Linked DNA regions of Homo sapiens: region 1 is linked to region 2. A link is an interaction called in ENCODE POLR2A ChIA-PET data of the cell type or tissue named here. Cell type or tissue: GM12878. All regions are shown on one strand. Each heading gives the region's core, and the rest is flanking DNA. Links, peaks and the distances in the headings are about the cores only. Region 1 overlaps CYTIP (cytohesin 1 interacting protein). Region 2 has its middle 38 kb from the start of ERMN.

Region 1 (10,539 bases), core at 1,497-9,496, 71 kb before region 2:
CAGAAATTGACAGCTGAAGTATTTGGTCTTGGTTTCCCACTGAAGAGGAATGTGTAGAATCACTGCAGAGCAGAAGAAATTAAATTTTGAATATTAATGCCTGATCTTTTAAGTTATCTGACTAAAAACAGAAGAGTGATCATAAGCCCAACCCTAGGTATCAGTGTATTATGGCTAGCAAGGAGTTAAGAAGCTTTGTCTATTCAGCAGTCATAATTGAATGTGTAGTTTGCAAGCCTGCCAAATTGCTAAACCTAGATTTCTCATATTAGATAATGTGTAATAAAAGACAGCTGTTGCCAGCATATGCTGTGAATTGCACACCAGTTCCTCATTCATGATTTTTGGCGCCATCACTACAACCCTTAGAAAAGGCTCTGACTGGAGGGCTGTCTGGGGAACATAGACCCCACTGGTCAGATCCTTGAATAAGGCTGCTCGCCCTAGGGAAAGCGGGGCAGGAAAGACTTTTTTTTTTTTTCAAAGTGCAAAACCCTTGATAAGACCTTAGACACACTTCATTTCACTTTAGGCAGGTAGTTTGGTGTGTGAGCTAGTTTCGAACCCTGGGAACATTCCTTTCCACATCGCCTGAGTCTGACAGCCCGGATCAAAAACAAGCAGGCTTTGTGTCAAGACGTGGCACGTGTCAGAGAATTTGACGGTACTTAATTTATTTAAATTGTTTTTTGTTTAAGTGTTAGATGCTTGAAACAGCCTCTTAGCTAATACCGAATGGAAACTAATTTGTAATTTGACTTAATCTGACTTTTGGTGTTGCTGATAACCCAAATTAGTCAGTCCACAGGAACTGAAAATCTGCTATGCTTCTCATGTTGTGCTAGACAAATATTTTCATCTTTAACTAGTCAATTAGCTAGATAGAAAGGTTAGAAGTAGAGTGGTGGGGGAAATATCTATAGAGGCTTCAGGTCTGTCCTGTGGTTTAAAAGATTTTACATTTGAATCTATCCAGAATGACTTTTGATTCAAAAGACCGATTGGATGAAATCTTGAAGTTCCTAATAGATGCACTGATTTCCGGCATACTAAAAGGGTATTTAAAATTGACAAGGCTCAAAATTTTACTAATAATTTATTAATTCTTGCCACCATTCATCCACTTAGCAGCTATGTACTAAGGCACTACTATCTTTGTTTTCTGTTAGTACTTTTTCTGCATTTCTTGTTTCGGATTGAATTTTTTTTTTTGTTCTTGTCTGTTTTCTTTCATTTAAAATTTTTTGGTTTTTAAAATTTGTACTTATTCAGTTGATATATAATCATACATACTCATGGTATACATAGTGATGTTTTGATACGTGGAATGTACAGTGATCAGATCAGAGTAATTAGCATATCCATCACCTCCCTCACACAATGATCATTTCTTCATTTTGGGACTGTTGAATATCCTCCTTCTAACTATTTGAAACTAGTACATGATATACTATTGTTAACTATAGTTAGCCTACAGTATAGAGCACTAGAACTTATTCTTCCTATCTAGCTGTAATTTTTTATCCTTTAACAAGTGTGTCCCTATCCATTTCTTCCCCCAACCCTTCCCAGCCTCTAGTATCCTCTGTTCTACTTTTTACTTCTATGAGATCAACTTTTTTTAGCTTCCACATATGAGTGAGAACATGTGGTGTTTAACTTTCTATTCCTGGCTTATCTCACTTAACATAATGTCTTCCAGTTCAATCCATGTTGCTGTGAATGACAGGATTTCATTCTTTTTTATGGCTGAATTGTATTCCATGGTGTATATATACCACATTTTCTTTATCCATTCATCTGTTGTTGGACACCTAGGCTGATGCCATCTCTTGGCTATTGTGAATAGTGCTGTAATAAACATGGGAGTGCAGATGTCTCTTCGATATAATGATTTCCTTTCCTTTGGATGAATTCCCAGTAGTGGGATTGCGGGATCATATGGTAGTTCTATTTGTAGTTGTTTGAGGGACCTCCATACTGTTCTCCATAGTGGCTGTACTAATTTACATTCCCACTAACAGTGTATGAAAGTTCCCTTTTCTCCTTATCCTCACCAGCATTTATTATTTATTGTCATTTTGATCATAGCTATCCTAACTGGTGTGAGATGATACCTCATTGTGGTTTTAATTTCCATTACCCCAATGATGAGTGATATTGAGCATTTTTTCATATATTTGTTAGCCATTTGTATGTCTTCTTTTTCTTCCTTTCTTTTTTTTTTTTCTTTTTTTTTTTGAGATGGAGTCTCACTCTGTCGCCAGGCTGGAGTGCAATGGCATGATCTCAGCTCACTGCAACCTCCGCCGCCCGGGTTGAAGCGATTCTTCCAACTCAGCTTCCCTAGTATCTGGGATTACAGGCACCTGCCATCATGCCTGGCTAATTTTTGTATTTTTGTAGAGACGGGGTTTTACCATGTTGGCCAGGCTGATCTTGAACTCCTGAGCTCAGTTGATCCACCCTCCTTGGCCTCCCAAAGTGCTGGGATTACAGGTGTGAGCCACCATGCCCAGTCTTGTATAGCTTCCTTTGAGGAACGTCTGTTCAGATCATTTGCCCATTTTTAAATTTTTTTTTTTCTGTTGAGGTATTTTAGTTCATTATATATTCTGGATATATAAATGAGTAGTTTGCAAATATTTCCTTCCATTCCACAGGTAGTCTTTTCACTCTGTTAATTGTTTGCTGTGCAGAATCTTTTTAGTTTAATATAACCCCATTAGTTTATTTTTGCTTTTGTTGCCTGTTTTTTGAAGGTCTTATTCATAAAATTTTTTCCCAATCCAATATGCTAAAGCCTTTCCCCTATGTTTTATTCCAGTAGTTTTATTGTCTCAGGTTTTACATGAAGGTTTTGATCCATTTACTTATTTTCAGTTGATTTCTGTATAGAGTGAGAGGTATGGTCTAGTTTCTTTCTTCTGCATATGGATATACAGTTGTCTGTTTTCTTTCATTTTTAAATCTTGCTACATATTTAAGATTTTTAAATTTTACTTTATGTATTTTAGTGATTATCCTTGAGTTTTTCCTATGATATTGAATTTAATAAAGGACAATGTTGAAGACTATCTTTACATATTTCTCCTGAACGTGAATATTTAATGTGGCTCTTCAACCATCTCAGTTGCTTCCATTTTCGTTTAGTAGTTTATTTATTTTTATCTATTTCTCCATTTTTAAGTTTCCATTCTATTCCAGGCCCTGTGTTGGGCATTGGGGCAGAAAGTAAAACAAATAACATTCCCCAAGAGGTCCAAATCACACAGATGATTATGTACAGATGTGAAGTATTTGATCCAGTATGCATTTCATATAAATATATACATATATGTATACATATATATATAGCTCTCTCTATATGGATATATGAATAATATGATGAATACTGATAGCAAGAGTAATACCTTAAAAATATAAGCCCTTATTTATAGAGGTATAAGAAACTTTTATAAAAAGAATAAAAAAGCCCTAGTTATCATTACGTAATTTGGCTTAAGGGCGGAAAACAAGCAGCTGAAGATAATAAAAATAGATTAAGAAAATATGAGTACAATATAAGGGAGAGACTGAGAATGCTTGGAAATATCAAGTTTGTGGCTCTCTTCTGCAAGGAAGCCCACTAACATAGATGAATAGTCCCTATCCTTGGTAACGGTACATACGAGGTACAAAATCAGGTTACAACAAACCATACCAATCCTTGTAGGCATTCCACAGTTAGTGCTTATAAATTGAAAAGAGATACTTTTTAGCAAGACTAGAGAATCTTTTTGGGTCTGAGCAATTTATTTCAGTCTCCATTGCGATATAAGTGAGTTGAAGCCCAGAACTAACAAAAGAGGAAAATATAATTAATTTACAGCAAATTGGTAAGAAGAGACCACCTCTCCATTACGTTAAGTTTATGGACTGGTGGCTGAATTCTTAACACTGGTCCATTCCAGGAAATTTGTGAAAATGCTGGCATTTGGTACCTGGTAATTCAAAATTCCTACAGTGATGTAGGCTTCACTCCTAATGAATGTCTTAATAAGCATTTCATTTGTGTAACTTGTCACATAAGCATTAATATCTCCTACATATTTTCCCCCTTCTAGTTTTCATCCTTTACTTATTTTATTTTGCTTTGTCTGGACTGACTATGCATTGATCTCTTGATATTTTATGTGTTCATTTATATATGACAACCATTTCAGGTTGACAATTAAAAACCATGGGTTAGCTAGTAGCTTATGTTTTGGGCCCTTGAAGCAACATTTGAGAATAGGGCTAATAAACATTTCCTGAACAAAGAAACAAACCGACCAAAAAAACACAAAAACCTGCTGCAATTTTCCTAAAAAATAAGTTGTCACCTTTTGTTGATGCTGCTTCTGTTTACAGTGGTAGAATGTGTCCTGAAAGCTTATGTTTATATGATCTTTTCCAAAAGTGCAGAGGAATGAAGGTGATATTATTTATACCATTGATACTATTCTGAGGTTTCTTTCCTTTCTTGGCTGGAAATTTCACGTTAGTCTTCCAAAACTATTACAAAAATAAATCATAAGCAGAAATGAGGTTTTGAGTTCCTGGTTTTACCTGAATTGTGTGTGTGAGTTGGTTGTTTAGAGATTATTTTATCCTACTAAAAACAGTAACGTATTGAATTATTATAGTAAACACTGTCATTTCATCATCATCTCCAAAAACTATAAAGTATTTGGGTTTCATATGCCATTCTAAGTATGCTATTTTTCTTTGGATTTCAGTGTGATTACAAATTGCTATGGTTAATCTTTCAGAGGCTGTTTTAAATACAGACCAGAGAGGAAGTTCTCTTTGGAAGCTTTGGAGTTTTGCCACATTATTTTAACTCTTTTGCCACATTGTATTACTATCTAAACCTCTTTCAATCTTTTAACTGGAATGCCTAGAATCCTGTCTCCCTACTCTCCTCTGCTATCACTAGAGAATGTAGAGAATGGAAATGGCTGCCTTTATGCAACAATTTCCCAGGAGCTGGGCCAAAGAAGGTGGTAAAGAACAGGTTGTGTGTGTGTGTGTGTGTGTGTGTGTGTGTGTGTGTGTGTGTGTGTGTGAGAGAGAGAGAGAGAGAGAGAGAGAGAGAGAGAGAGATTTAGAACATTTTACAGTGTATCTTGAAGACCCTGGGATAACTATATGTCTTTTGTGTTTTTCAGCTTGCTTTGACCAGATCAAGTTCTTTAAGTGACTTTTCCTGGTCTCAAAGGTAAAGAGATTGAATTATTTTTTGTCTCTCCCAAAATATTTAGGAACATAGCTCTCCAGACTGTTTTTTCCTCTCTCTTCCTCTCTCTCTCTCTCTCTCTCTACGCACACACACAGACGCACACACACAGACACACACACAGAATCTTACATACTACAATTTACATAAATGTCAGTTATTTTTAATTGTGACAGTTATTTTTAATGATAGATCTGTGCCAAATGTGATACTTTAATTTTCATGCAGTTTCTTTTTTAAACATTTTTATTACAGAAAGCTTGTTACTGTGGAGAAGCAGGATAATGAAACATTTGGATTTGAAATTCAGGTGGGCAATTTTCACATTTTCTAGACTTCCAAGGAAGAAAGTGGCACCGGTAGTGTCATGTTATGTGCAAAGAAAAAATGAAGTTAGGATTAGAGAATGATGGAGCCTATGACTTTTATTCAGTGTGTGGCTGTTTGGGGGTAGTTTTTCAGTGTGTTGAGTACTATTAAGGAAAGAAAACATTGAAGATGATAACAAAACCTCTGCGATATGCTCAGCAGTTTGTGCTTAGTTGCTTCAGTCTTCCCTTAAGTCCCAGACTGATCAGCTAGGTTGGTATCAGCTAGGTCTTAGATAAGAGAGTGAAATACATTTTACAGATGTGTACTTGATATATTTGCATGTGTTTTGTATAATCATATTGTTATACTGTGTATCAGATTTTAAGTATTTACTTTGGCATTCAAGAGACACTCGAAAGACTATACATCTGTGTATATAGAATGCATATATTCATGGATAGCTCCTGGTATGTTTTGCAACTAGAGTTCATATTGTACATAATGAGCAATTTGTAGCTTTTTTTCCTAATGACAATGCTTTATAATTGTTATTTGAAACACTTGAGAACATTTGGCTCTACTTGCAGATTGCCTCATGCTGTAGGAAATTTTTAAGTCTTTATAAGTTTCAGCATAATTGCCTAAGAATTTCATTGCTTATTAGCTGTCTGCTTTTTCATGAGCACATTTGTAAAATGGGTGAGGTAGGTCAAATGAAGTCTAACCCAATTAAGTGCAACAGTAGTAGCTTAAGCATTTCTGTTTTTTTTTTCCATAGTACGTTTGCATGTCTTTTGGATGTGTTTTGCATAATCATATTCTTACACTCTATATCAGATTTTAGATCTTAGCTTTACTGCTGCTTTCAGAAAACTCTGGTGTGATATCAGCCCCACAATTGGAAAGTCAGTGTTTATTTTAAGATTAGGAACAGGAAACTGCTAAGAAAAACATGTTTTATGAGTAAAGAAACAAAATGGAACTTTAGCTGCAATGAAGACAGAGAAGGCACTTTGAAAAGAGGATCACTTCTACTTTCCTAACTCCTGTACTTTTAAATTTGGAGGAATCTGTAATTCACCACAGTAACTGGTGAAATCTATAGGTTTTAGAAGCATAGTGCTCCCTCTTACTCCCCGGTCATATGAACTACTCCCTATTCTGTTGTAGAGACACTGCTTTTTGTCACTGCTTCTTTTTAAAGGAAAATTATCCTCAAGGATGTGCAGCAGTGGCTACTGAAAACTGGATAAACGACTACTCACCTTTCTTTATTTTTCTTATACTGCCATAATAATGTCACTACTTTCTTAAGTTTTTCTCCCATACCATAAACACTTATTCTCCGTGGAGCAAGAGTCAAAACTATGTCAGGCCACAACACCACTGAACTTTTGTAGATCAACATGAACTAATGGCACCTCTAAATGGCAGCATGTAGGTGTTATCTCAGTGATGCAGGAACCCACACTCCTGTAAATTCCCTCTGGTATATGCTCTCCATTGTCAAATACACACCATAATCTATTCCCTAGTACTCATCAGATTTGCAGCAGTTAACAAATAGGAGACATGCTTCTGGGAACTTTTTGAAAATCAGATAGAACCTCATGTACCCATATTGTGCATGCAGTGTGAGTACATGTTTGGGATGTGGCCTACTAGAGGAATGACACTTTGGAAGAGACCAGATCCATGGTTCTCCATGGGAGCTAGTTTTATGCTGCTTATCAGAATCGTGCAGCCCAATAGGAATGCAGACTTTGGACTCATGCACACCTGAATTCATATCCTCCTAATGCCTTATGGGGTCCTTAGGAGTTTTAAATGAAATAATACATGCAATGTACCTAGTGATGTGCCTTACCAATAGAAGATCCACAAATGACAGGTGTTAGAATGAATGTCACTGGGCATGAGAAAGGACAATGAGATCTTTGTGTCTCTAAGAAATGCAGGTGATCATTGTGTCACTGATCCCTTAATGGGAGCTAGAAGACTGGGTAAGAGAAAAAAGCATCCAATTAATACTTTCTGTAGCTTTGGGGTTTCTGTTTTTTTCTATTTCTAACTACCATATTTTACACCCAATGTGAACATATATGGAGGTGCCAGCTACATAAATCAACATGTTTCTACTGCACTGTACTTACTTTGATCTCTGGGAATGGAGGGTAGAGTCTCACTGCTAATGAGAATTGTTAGAACAGTGGTTTCCCAAAGGAGTGTCAGTTGTATATTTTATTCATGTACCACATGAACTAGATCAGTCTTTCATCTCCAGAAGGGTCTAGGCTATACTGAGAAGACCCCTGGCAGGAAAGCTGTCAATGAAGTTTCTGACATAGATGGGAACATAGTGCATGATCTTTTAAAGTCCCTTCTACCTTTAAGATATGGGGATTCTAAGTGCCTTATAGATTAGATAGAAGTCCTTTAGAGGTGAACAGACCCAAGTTTCTAGAAGTTGCTTGCATGTGGCTGACTTGTGATGCCTCAGGGATTATTGAATAAGAAAGAATGAACATCAGACATCAATTTTTTCACAAGGAAGTACTACTTTAATGTAGCTTAATTTTAGGAATCAGATGTTTAAAAGACGTACTCTACTCAGAACACTGATTTTGCTTCTAAGTGGAACTAGACTTCATAATTTAAATGTGTGAAAAAAAGAAAATTATATTTGTTATAGGTCATTGGGACACTATATCTAGCAAACATTTATTCAGTGTTTTGGTATAATTAAAAATAAAAAAACCCACCACCACCAAACTACTTGTGCCTAATTGAGGCAAGAGTTGAAGCTTAACTTTTTCTAATTTAGTTGGGTGACTAATGAACCGGTGAGGATTCAGGACAGGCATACCAGAGGGTGCTCAGAAATGAAGGTAATTGAGTCAATTATAGTACTTTTGAATAAATGCAGGGCAGATTGTCATTATGTGCAGAACTCTGATTTAAAATAATCATTGTTGGCATGTCTCCTTGCTGCATGTGTACAATTTCATACTCCTATAATGAGTGTTTTAGCTTGGGAGAACCACTTAGGGATTTTTCTCATTGCACTTGGCCATCGTTGTTTTATCCCATTGGGAAATGAGAAACTCAATTTTTAAAAATAAATCGTGATAGCATCAGGTGATATCTTGGGCTTGAAAATATAAAATCTTGAGCCACTCTCATTTCACTTTCTTTCTCATGACAGATGTCTTTATGAATGGAGTTGGCTACAGATTGTCTGGTAGAATTGCAAAATTGATACCTTGATTTAGTTTATAGTGGAAATCCTTTGTCCTTTGAACTTACCTATTATACTGCTTAATGATAATTGACATCATTTTAAATTTTGGCAAATAGATGTTGAGGTTGTTAAATAGTAACTATATATCATCTTAATTTTTACAGTCTTACAGGCCCCAGAATCAGAATGCCTGCTCCTCGGAAATGTTCACTTTGATATGCAAAATACAGGAGGACAGCCCAGCTCACTGTGCTGGCCTGCAAGCTGGTAACTTAAATTTTTGCTCATGTTAGGAATCATTTAAATGGAAAGAAAATAAAATGTTTTGAGAGTGAAGGTCAGGATGTATTTGTTGCTTTGAGTTTTCTTGGCTCCTTTATGTTTTTAAGACTTGGAGCTGCTTGTTTCATTTGCATGTCAGGAGGGATTATTTAACTAACCAACATAACACTCATTTTTCTTGGCATCTCCCAGGTGATGTCCTTGCAAATATCAATGGTGTGAGCACAGAAGGTTTTACCTACAAACAAGTCGTTGACCTGATCAGATCGTCCGGAAACCTGCTAACGTAACTATCTGTCTAGTTCCCGTGGGGCTTCAAAATGTTATGTTTTCTCATAAAGCCTGATGAGTGAATAAATAGGCCTTTTGTTCAGCATTACAAGACGGAGTGAGGCAGTGCACCGGAGCTTTAGAGTGGGGTACAAACATTATCAGTTCCTTTTGTTTCTCAAGATTCCTCACACTTGAACATACTGTCAACATCTGAAGTCAGAGGACATCAATAGCCCAAACGTCTGTGTGGGAAGGATGGCCTTTACAAATGTATTTTTTTAATGTCAAATTCAATTAAACTGGCACACATTCTCTTTAAACTGGGAAGAACTGATCCAATTTTCATGGTTGATATAATCCTGTAGCTAAAACAAATCAAAGGTCAGAAGGGCTGAGTTTTTCCTCTTATGTGACAAGCCACCTGTTTTTCTCTTCTAGTGTTCCATTTGGAAGGAAGAATAGTCTGTTCAACCCTCCCCACCCTGAAACACACATACTCACACCACATGTTCCAAATGTTCCAAACTTCTTTTTTTTTTTTTTTTTTTTGAGACGGAGTCTCGCTCTGTCGCCCTGGATGGAGTGCAGTGGCGCGATCTTGGCTCACTGCAAGCTCTGCCTCCCAGGTTCACGCCATTCTCCTGCCTCAGCCTCCCTAGTAGCTGGGACTACAGGCGCCCACCACCATGCCCGGCTAATTTTTTGTATTTTTAGTAGAGACGGGGTTTCATCGTGTTAGCCAGGATGGTCTCAATCTCCTGACCTCATGATCCACCCGCCTCCGCCTCCCAAAGTGCTGGGATTACAGGCATGAGCCACCGCCCCTGGCCCCAAACTTCTTAATAGAACACTGGCTTTCCCAATTAGAGGTTTGACTGATTTTTCTACCATAACAATACTAGCACCTAATAAAATCTTATTAGGATAGTTAAATGATGAAATTCGCTCATTCATTAAAATCATATTTATTGAGCAAATACTATGTTTCCAGCTCTGTGATAGGCTCAGGAGAGACGAAGATAAAGACTCTCTTAGTACGTTAATAGTTATGGAAGGAAATGGCTCAGAAAAGCCTGAAATTTAAGTAATGTGTATATTTCAGTTATTGATAACTACTATGAGAAAAGTGCAAAACAGCAATGGCCTGTCATGCTAGGTAAGAAGGCTGCTA
Region 2 (10,539 bases), core at 1,251-9,250:
GGTCTGAAAAGCGCAATATTCGGGTGGGAGTGACCCGATTTTCCAGGTGCGTCCGTCACCCCTTTCTTTGACTCGGAAAGGGAACTCCCTGACCCCTTGCCCTTCCCAGGTGAGGCAATGCCTCGCCCTGCTTCGGCTCGCGCCCAGTGCGTGCACCCACTGGCCTGCGCCCACTGTCTGGCACTCCCTAGTGAGATGAACCCGGTACCTCAGATGGAAATGCAGAAATCACCCGTCTTCTGCGTCGCTCACGCTGGGAGCTGTAGACCAGAGCTGTTCCTATTCGGCCATCTTGGCTCCTCCTCCTGGAATCAAACCTTGTTCCTACTTTTTACTGTGTTTGTGATATTGGGCATGACATTTCTCTGAGCCTTTGTTTCATGGGCTATAACATGAAGATAATAACAGCAACTACCTGTAGGGATTTGTATGGATGCAATGGGATAAGTTATTAATATGTATGGCAATTAGTACAATGGCTGGCATATAGTAAGCATTCAGTAAGTGCTATCTACAAGGACTGTAAGTAATTTATTTATTTCTCTATTGAATGCAGGAGGTTATATCAGAGGAGGGAATTCTTGCAAATCAGTCTGACAGTCAAAGTTTAGTAAAATTGGTATCTAGTGATAGTGGTGAAAGAAAAATAAAATGGGAATAGTTTTGTTTATAAATTATTTTGAAAAAATACCCCCCAAAATCCCAATATAACTTTCATGTGCTCTTTAAGAAAATAATACCAAATAGTCAGACTATATCTCATGTAATACAGTTCCTTTTAAAGAATTTGATTCTGAAGGGTAAACACCAGGAGGCTATAACTGGTAAGTGGAAATATTTGAGCAGAAGCTCAAGAGATTTACCAGTCTTGGCAAAGAGTGCAGTAAAATAGTTGAGAATTTGGCCTTTGGAATCAGATGCCAGTATTCTCTAATAGTTGTGTGACCTTTGCCTATTTCCTCATCTTTAAAATAGAGGTTAAATTGTTGCATAACTCACAGAGTTGTTGGATGATTAAATAAGGTCATTAGTGGAAGCTCTCAGAACAGTGTCTGGTCCATAAGAAAGATTCAGCCAATGTTAATTACGTTTAGAAACTGCCATACTTTGGCTTTTGTCTTCCAAACTCTTTTAAGAGGATGAAAGTTGAGAAACTCTTTCACTAGTTCTAGAATTTCTGTATATTTATAGATAATCTCACCTGAGTTCCTGTAATGCAGATCATTATTTTCAACTAATAAAATTCACCTTATATAAATACACAGTTGGTGCTCTTCTCTAGAAACTCTGCTAACTTTTCCAGAAATGCCTTAGAGAGAAGAAATTTCCTGATTTTGTGAGCTTCTTACTTGAATATATTCTCTTTCTTTCTCAGCCTATAAACAAGGCAAGTTTCCTATTGTTACCTGAGATTCTAAGGTAGCAGGAAGAAGTGTATTTGTGTAAAGAGGTGGTTAATGCCCTGCCACTAATAAAATGCTCTAGATGTAATTACAGAGGAGGATGCACTATTTTAAAGAAAAATTAAAACATACTTTTTTTTTTCTTTTTGAGACAGCATCTCACTCTGTTGACCAAGCTGGAGTGCAGTGGTGGTCATAGCTCCCTGCAGACTTGAACTCCCAGTCTCAAGTGATTCTCCCACCTCAGCTTCCTGAGTAGCTGGGATTACGAGTGCATGCCACCAAGCCTGGCTAATATTTTTAAGATTTGTAGATACAGGGTCTCACTATGTTGCCCAGGCTGGTCTCAAACTCATGGCCTCAAGTGAGCTTCCGGCCTCTGTTTCCCAAAGTGCTAGGATATTGGTGTGAGCCACCATACCCAACCAATTCTTATAGTTTTAAAATTTCTTGAATAGATGTTGGTTTTCTTTGAATACAAATTGATATACCTTTGCTGTCTATATCAGTGAAGACCCTGTGAAGTAGATGTGAAGGTGTTCTACATAATATATACTATGGGTCGGGTACTTATAAGGTGGTACAGACATTTATAAACATCTCTAAGCTAGAGACATTTATTTCTTCTGATAACCCCATAAGATTGATTTTTGAAACTTTATTTTATAGTTAAGGACATTGCAGCTCAGAAAGGTGAAGTAATTGGCCCAAGATCAGTTTCCGGTGAGAGGTAGAGTATGGATACAAACATGTCTTTCTTATTAGATACTCTGCGCTTTTTTTGCAATACCATATGGCTTTCCAGTCAAGTAGCCTACATACATGGATTAAGCTATAATGCATGGTCTTGCCTTTGATATTATTTTTTTCAGATTCCACTTAACCACTCATATATACTAGTTCTTTTCCCTCCATTGATGGAAAATATTATCTCCAGAGTAGCACACTGATACTTGCTGATGACCACAAAAAGAAAACTTGTTCTTTAGTTTCGTACCACAAAAAATGATGAGCACCATCCCCAGCCCCATTATCGAATTTACCTTGGTTATTTTACCGTGAAACATTCTGTATTAATACTTATTTAGTGAAGCAATACCTTCAATTTTAACTGAAGTACCACTTTTATTTATTCATGTTGACAAAACATCTTCTGTAACTGGGTAAAAGAGTTTAGGGCTCTGACCTTTAAATTTCTTCTACCCTTTGTGCTGTGGCTAAATGGAGCTGAATATTTCCTAGATGCCATAGCTGGTAAAACGGGATGTTTACAGTTACATTAAGACATACAGAAGTAAACTTCGTACAGTTTTCTACAACTTAAGTCTACTTTCATGATGTCCTTATGGAAATTTGATGGCATCATTTATAAGGCTATAAAACTAAGTTTACCAAAATACCAAGGGCCATGAAATTCAAGGTAGACATTTTCTATAGGAAGCCTTGTACAATCATATTTGTACTTCAAGGACTTAGTCTGAGATCCCATGCTATTCTTCCACAAAATACAAAGAATCCTGGGCATTATCCCTGTGATACAAACACAGATTGCAGACTTTTTCTCTTATTTGTTACTGTTCACCTCCACAAATACAAAGCCTTGACAAACATAATGTGATTATTTCAAATTCTCTTCACAAAGAGTTTAGACCTTTGCATTGCCTGGCAGCCTGGTAAACTGCTCCTAGATTAGCCAACAAAGAAGATAAAAAGAAAGAAAGAAAGTGAAAAAAAAAAGAGAGGAAAGGCCTGAAGTGTAGTGGCTCAGAGCTTTAATTCTCTGCCGTTTTGCTTTCAGTGTTCATAAAGATTGGCTCACTCGACTCATCTTTCACTAAGAGAATTAACTTATTGAACCAAAAGATTAGGTTCGGATTTTTCTTCCACTGAGGAGCTCATTAGAGCTTCTAAGTATGCCTCTCTTGAGAAGACTCAGTTTAAATTTTTCTATTAACAGAGACACTTCATCAGTCTTGGCCACCTTTTGAACTCATTCAGTTCAAAACTTCCGCAGTTCAAAAGTACACAGAAGCTGATAATTAGAAATGCACACTTTTTGCACTTTTCAGGCATATTTCAGGCCTTTATCTTCTATTTTTTTCATCATCTTTGCCTTCACATTTTCTTTTTTACTTTTATTTTGTTTTCTCTGCATTTTTTACATCTCTGCTGACCAAATTTTATTAAGATTAGATAATATGTTGGTGGGGCTTAGTGAAAGAAACACTGTGCAAAATCTATGGTCTTGTGTAAAATGTAAAGACAGAACTAGTCTGTTATAAGAAGGAGATGGAAAATTTTACATACCCTAGGATCCCTGGTCTTCCTACAATGATAACAAAAGCTAGAGACAATATTTACTTTTGTTCCTACAGGGGTCACAATGCAGTGCTTCATAATTCTCTCATATCTGGTCAATGCTTCCTCATTCTCCAACCTTCTGCTGTGTAGATACTCCTTATTTTTAATGTTACCTTTGAACTCCTACCATGAAATGCAGTGAGCACCATAAGATAGACTGAGAAATAAAGTATGGAAATTGTTGCCTTGATTCCTTTTTTTATTTTGTAAATCACATCAATCAGAGGAGCACATTGGTTTTACCCCTATAGTATATACTAAATCTGACCACCATTTTTGCTACTCATCTGCCTGCAATGGTAATCTAAGTCATCAGCTGTTTTTGCCTATACTACTGAATATTTCAAATACCTAAATGATTTGCCTTCTTTCATTCCTATTTCCACCCCCATCTAACCAGAGTAAGCTTTTAAAATATAAATTAAATCATATCACTTCTTTGCTTAAAACTCCCCAATTGCTTCTCTTTGAACTTGGGTTAAATCCATTCACTTCCACAATTATTCTTGAGGGATCTGTCTCTTGCCTACCACAGACCATATTTCTTGTATTCTTGAGGGACCTGTCTCTTGCCTACCACACTGGCCATATTTCCAACCACACTCTGACTTCTGTGCTTCAGCCACACTGGTCTCTTTTCTCTAAACGTGACATGCTTACCATTGTGGTTCCCTGTTCTATAATTGTTCTTCCTGCCAGGGTTCGATTGGCAGGCTTCCTCTCATTCAGTTCTTCACTTCTTAGAGAGCTTGTCTTAGTTACCTAATCTAAATAAGCTCTTCCTTGTCCCCATTTTCCTTATTCAGTTATCATTAATTTTCTTTACAACTCTCATCTCCATCTGAAATTATGTATTAATTTATGTCCTTGTTTACTGTTTGCCATCTTAAAACAGAATTGTAGGTTTATTCAAGCATTGTACTCATTTATCTTGTTGACTGCAGTATCCTGTGTCCTGAAAACAGTGCCTGGTACTTTGTGGATACACAATAAATATTTGTTGAATGAATGAATATCCAAAGAGAGTCATGCATTGAGAAAAAAAAGAAGATATGTGGCATCTCCTACTTAGATCATGAGATCTTTATGAGTTAGCCACAGCAGGAAGATTTGTTTCAACCCAGTCTATGTTATGAACATAAAGATATTTAAATAACTCATCCTCATGTCATTTCAGTAACCAAGAATTTACTGCAGCTTTTCAGCTGCTCAGTGAAATGATTCCCAGAGGCTAAATGTGTAACACATTAAAATAAACATTTTTTTAAAACACCTTGGATGTGTGTATGACAAAAACCACACAGGGCATCTATTTTTAGAGTAATATGTCACGTGATGCTTAATTATTATCTCTGCTTATGCCAGAGAACAAGAAGTGTGTCATGACAGTCTCCTGGGTGTTTCCCCTAGGATTTCTTGTCTAAGCTGTAACTCAATTTGGCTTGCACCGCTTAATATGAAATATAAAATAATTGGTGGTTCTATACTTATGAGTCATTCAGGAAAATCAAATGGTAGAAAAAGTTGGGGAGAGAAAGAGGAGAACTGAGGAAGAAGAGCTAAATGGTAATAAGTCAGTCACCTAGGGGGATGCTGAAATTTTTTTGCCTACTTGAAAATTTTTAATGTTTCATTTTCTTCTGTGCACCAAACAGGTACTCTATAGTTGTTTGAAAAAGTCTATTTTGCTAACTGAGGAAGACAAAATCAATGATTTAAACTGCTTCTGGATTATTGGTTAAGAGTATTATAAAGATTTTTCAAGTTAAAAAGAATTAGCATACTGGTAAAATTTAATTTCCACACCTTGAAAGTCAAGTGATAATTTCTCAGTTTTTCAAATGGGGAAACCGAGTCTCAGACAAAGAGATTTGCTTAAATTCAGCATGTAAGAGCTACGGTGGAATATGTAAAACACTTAGTTATGTCTGTATATGTTTATATCTTATTGTCATTTCTCTTTGATCTCACTTATTAATAAAGGGTCTGGATTAGGGGTGTCTGTTGGAAGAAGTAATAGTATTTCAATTAGGCTGTATTAGTTTGTTCTCACAATGCTATAAAGAACTGCCCAAAACTAGGTAATTTATAGAGGAAAGAAGTTTAATTGACTCACAGTTCTGCATGACTGAGAGTGGGGGGTTCAGGAAACTTACAATCATGGTAGAAGGGGAAGCAAATATGTCCTTCTTCACATGATGGTTGGAAGGAGAAGAATGAGAACCAAGCGAAGGGGGAAGCCCCCTTATAAAAACATCAGATATCATGAGAACTTGCTCACTATTATGAGAATAGCATAGAGGAACCGCCCCCATGATTCAATTACTTCCCCCTGGGCCCCTCCCATAACACATGGGGATTATGGGAACTACAATTCAAGATAAGATTTGGGTGGGGGTGCAGCCAAACCATATCATTCTACCATTGGCCCCTCCCAAATCTCATGTCCTCACATTTCAAAGCACAATCATGCCCTTCTAAATGTGCCCCAAAGTCTTAGTTCATTCCAGTATTAACCCAAAAGTCCATGTTCAAAGTCTCATCTGAGACAAGGCAAGTCCCTTTTGCCTATGAGCCTGTAAAATCAAAATCAAGTTAGTTACTTCCAAGACACAATGGGGGTACAGGCATTGGGTAAATGTTTCCATTCCAAATGGGAGAAATTAGCCAAAACAAAGGGGTTACAGGTTCCATGCAAGTTCAAAATCCAATAAGGCAGTCATTAAATCTTAAACTTCCACAATGATCTCTTTTGACTCCATGTCTTTGACTCCAGGTCATGCTGATGCAAGAAGTGGACTCCCATGACCTTGGGCAGCTCCACCCCTGTGGCTTTGCAGGGTACAGCCCCCTCCTGGCTGCTTTCATGGGTGGCGTTGAGAGTCTGTGGCTTTTCCAGGCACAGAGGGCAAGCTGTTGGTGGATCTACCATTCTAATGTCTGGAGGATGGTGGTCTTCTTCTAACAGCTCTACCAGGCAGTGACCAAGTGGGGACTCTGTGTGTGGTGGTGTCCAATCCCACATTTCCCTTCTGCACTGCCCTAGAAGAGGTTTTCCATGAGGGCTCTGCCCCTGCAGCAGACTTCTGTCTGGACATCCAGACATTTCCATACATCCTCTGAAATCTAGGTGGAGGTTCCCAAACCTCAATTCTTGACTTCTGTTCATGCACAGGCTCAACACCAGGTGGAAGCTGCCAGGGCTTGGGGCTTGAACCTTCCAAAGCCACAGCCTGATCTATACCTTTGCCCCTTTTACCCACAGCTGGGGTGGCTGGGATGCAGGGCACCAAGTCCTGAGACTGCACTAAGCAGCAAGGCCCTGGGCCTGGCCCAGGAATCCATTTTTTCCTCCTAGGCCTCTGGGCCTGTAATGGGATGGGCTGCTATGAAGGTCTCTGATATGCCCTGGAGACTTTTTCCCCATTGTCTTGCTGATTAACATTCAGCTCCTTCTCTATCACATCACCAGGCTGCACACTTTCCAAACTTTTACACTCTGTCACCTCTTGAATGCTTTGCTGCTTAGAAATTTCTTCTGCCAGATACCCTAAATTATCTCTCTCAAATTCAAAGTTCCCCAGATCTCCAGGGCAGGGGGAATATGCCACCAGTCTCTTTGCATAGCAAGAGTTACCTTTATTCCAGTTCCCAACAAGTTCCTCATCTCCATCTGAGGTTACCTCAGCCTGGACTTCATTGTTCATATCACTATCAGCATTTTGGTCAAAGCCATTTAACAAGTCTCTAGGAAGTTCCAAACTTTTCCGCATCTTCCTCTCTTCTGAACCCTCCACATCTCTAGGAAGTTTCAAACTTTCCCACATTTTTCTGTCTTCTTCTGAGCCCTCCAAACTGTCCCAGCCTCTGCCTGTTACCCAGTTCCAAAGTTGCTTCCGCACTTTCAGGTATCTTTGTATCAGTGCCCCACTCTCTGTGGTACCAATTTACTGTGTTAGTCTGTTCTCACACTGCTATAAAGAACCCCTGAGATTGTATAATTTCTAAAGGAAAGATGTTTAATTGACTCACAGTTCCACGTGACTGGGGAAGCCTCAGGAAACTTACAAGCATAGCAGAAGGAAAAGCAAACATGTCCTTCTTCACATGATGGTTGGAAGGAGAAAAATGATGGCTGAGCAAAGGAGGAGGCCTCTTATAAAACCATCAGATCTCGTGAGAACTTGCTCACTATCATGAGAATAGTATGGGGGAATCCACCCCCAGTGATCAATTACCTCCCACCAGGCCCCTCTCATGACATGTGGGGATAATGGGAACTACAATTCAAGATGAGATTTGGGTGAGGACACAGCCAAACCATATCATAGGCTTTGTATTAAATATGATGCCAGTAAACCTATGCTTTCCATAAGCCCTAATATTTTTTATCAATATTAAGAAACAATAATGGCTTAGATCTATACATTCATGTAGTAGAACATTAGTGTTGGAAGGGACTTTTGAGATTTTATTTAACCTCTAATACAAAACAGAAGCATCTTCTAGAGTATTTCTATGAGATGGTGGTCCTGGATAGTCCATTTATAGTGTCCACCATTTATTACCTCTTAAGGACTTCCTTCATATAGGTTGCAGTGTTTGCTGTCTTGTGACCGTAATGTTCTGGTCACAACTGAGAGGATTATGGCTGGGTAGCTGCTACAAAGGCAACTATTTGGAGAAAGAAATCTGTAAGACGGCCTGGTGAGAGGAACTTAATAGTGATGCACTGTATTCGATGTTGAGAGGACAATTCAATAAGATTATCTAGTCTGGGTGTGGTGGCTCATGCCTGTAGTCCCAGCACTTTGGGAGTCTAAGGTGGGTGGATTGCTTGAGCTCAGGAGTTTGAGACCAGCCTGGGTAACATGGGAAAGCCCTGTCTCTACAAAAGTACAATAATTAGCAGGGTGTGGTGACATGCACCTGTGGTCCCAGCTACTCAAGAGGCTGAGGTAGGAGGATCACTTGAACCCGGGATGTCAAGGCTGCAGTGAGCCTGCACTCCAGCCTGCGTGGCAGAGTGAGACCCTGTCTCAAGAAACAAAAAAGATTATCTAGCAGGACATTTTAAAGTAAGTCACGGAGAAAAATCATCAGATAGCAGAGATGTCAGAAGAAAAAACACCATAGGAAAAAAAAAACTAGTGTGGAAAAGTCATGGGGCAGGAGAAGCCTAGAATAGGAGTAGCCATGAGAAGCAAAGACATCTGTTGCTTGTGGGGCAGTTAAATCATTTACAGCAGAAAAGAGAAGTGAGATCTCAAGTGTAGTTGATGCCATTGAGTCAAGAGAGCAGTTCTTTGATGACCAAAGATGCTATTGAATTACGGACATCCATACATACATTTCCATTTCTTCTTTAAATATGAGATTTCTGAAATTTCCTTTTTTACTAATAAATTTCCAGGGTAAGTAAGGTAAGTTAGGTGACTGGACAATGCCTCTTTTCTGTGGCAAGTTCTAAGAGACTATTTAATTTGATTGGATTTTCTCTAATTTTTGGTCAGTCTATTTTCTTCTGAGACAGCTTGTTGAAACATTTTATTTATGTTAAACCTAAACTGAATTCCTTATCATTTGTTAGTCCTAGTCCTGGACTCTAGAGAAACACGAGTTAAGTCTACATCCTTATTTTAATGATGATCTGTTAACTATAGGAACATAAGTATCACATCTTAGTTACCCTTAACAACCCTAAACCAGTCATATATTTATGTCAATTAAAATATTATTTCTAGTTTCTCCGGTAATATTATATAACATCACTTCTATAACTTTCAACTTAATTGTCAAAGTCTGCCACTCCTTTTATTTGTCAACACTCTATTTAAAGGCTTAATTCAGAGCCAGACATATATCTTAATCTCCCTTGATACAGACAGTACACTTCTATTAAATTAGCCTAAGATTTCATTAACCATCAGCTTCATCATCATCGTCTGACTCATGGTAGTCCACCTCCAGGGCATTTAAAAGGCATTCTTGGCCTGAATTTTGTTCTTGAATAATGGGACTTTAAAAATATCAATGCTAGATTTAAATTTGTCTCTATTGAATTTAGCCTTAGTGATTTGGCTCTATTATAGCTTTTTGCTGTCTTTTCCAAATTGTGTTCTGTGGAAGATTCATGTCCACAAAAGTAGTAATTACACACACACATTTATACAACACACGTACACATACATATATTTTCCACCATGTTATAAATTTGATAAGTTTTAGGGTAAAGAAGGGTTAAAAAAGTTATCTCTGTACAACCTTAGAGCCTAATCTCTAGCAGAGAGAAATAGTGTTGGCTGTTTCTCAAAAATTTTATTATGGAACTATTTTGTTGAATGCCTACTAATATTTACAGGAACACAAATACCTTTTTGACCTTAAACATGTTATGAATCTTCCTGAATCATAGCCTCCTAATCCATAACATGGGGATAATATTTGTCTCATAAGGTTATTGTGAATGTTAAAGGAGATGATGTATTTGAAGTACCTCTTTTAGTGTTTGAGCCATATAAAGGGCTCAAACAATGTTTATTCTTATTACTATCTTTTAAGATTTTTATTTCACTATGTGATTTTTCTTGCTATATTTTTATATTTTGTCATCAAAATTCAAAAAAAATGCTCATGTACGTCTTCATTTTTAAATAAAATTACCAGACCTCTTCTAAATTATTTCTTTATTCTTCATATTATGTACTTTTATGTAGAATTATCTTAGTCTCTTATTCAAATATCAAACTAAAATTCCACTTTACCAGCTAGTTTT

What was found. Peaks named below come from ENCODE experiments on the same cell type or tissue, not always from the same donor. Only the 100,000 strongest peaks of a DNase experiment are listed, where the experiment ranks them.
Region 1: POLR2A ChIA-PET joins it to region 2 with 5 read pairs; 6 of 35 experiments call an interaction of 5 or more read pairs at or near these places.

The regions. Positions count from the first base shown.
Region 1 is chr2:157,429,401-157,439,939 of GRCh38, reverse strand. CYTIP (cytohesin 1 interacting protein) reads left to right here. Exons shown (of 8, transcript NM_004288.5): 2 at 5,193-5,242; 3 at 5,516-5,570; 4 at 8,978-9,080; 5 at 9,288-9,381. Among named protein-coding and RNA genes, the nearest start is that of CYTIP, 9.4 kb to the left of the region's middle. RefSeq lists an enhancer at 836-905. In GM12878, for the core only: no CTCF peak of the experiment used is centred there; no DNase peak of the experiment used is centred there; H3K4me3 peaks cover 4,095 bases; H3K27ac peaks cover 1,752 bases.
Region 2 is chr2:157,358,303-157,368,841 of GRCh38, reverse strand. No RefSeq gene overlaps it. Among named protein-coding and RNA genes, the nearest start is that of ERMN, 38 kb to the right of the region's middle. In GM12878, for the core only: no CTCF peak of the experiment used is centred there; DNase peaks (open chromatin) are centred at 4,391 and 4,991; H3K27ac peaks cover 1,650 bases.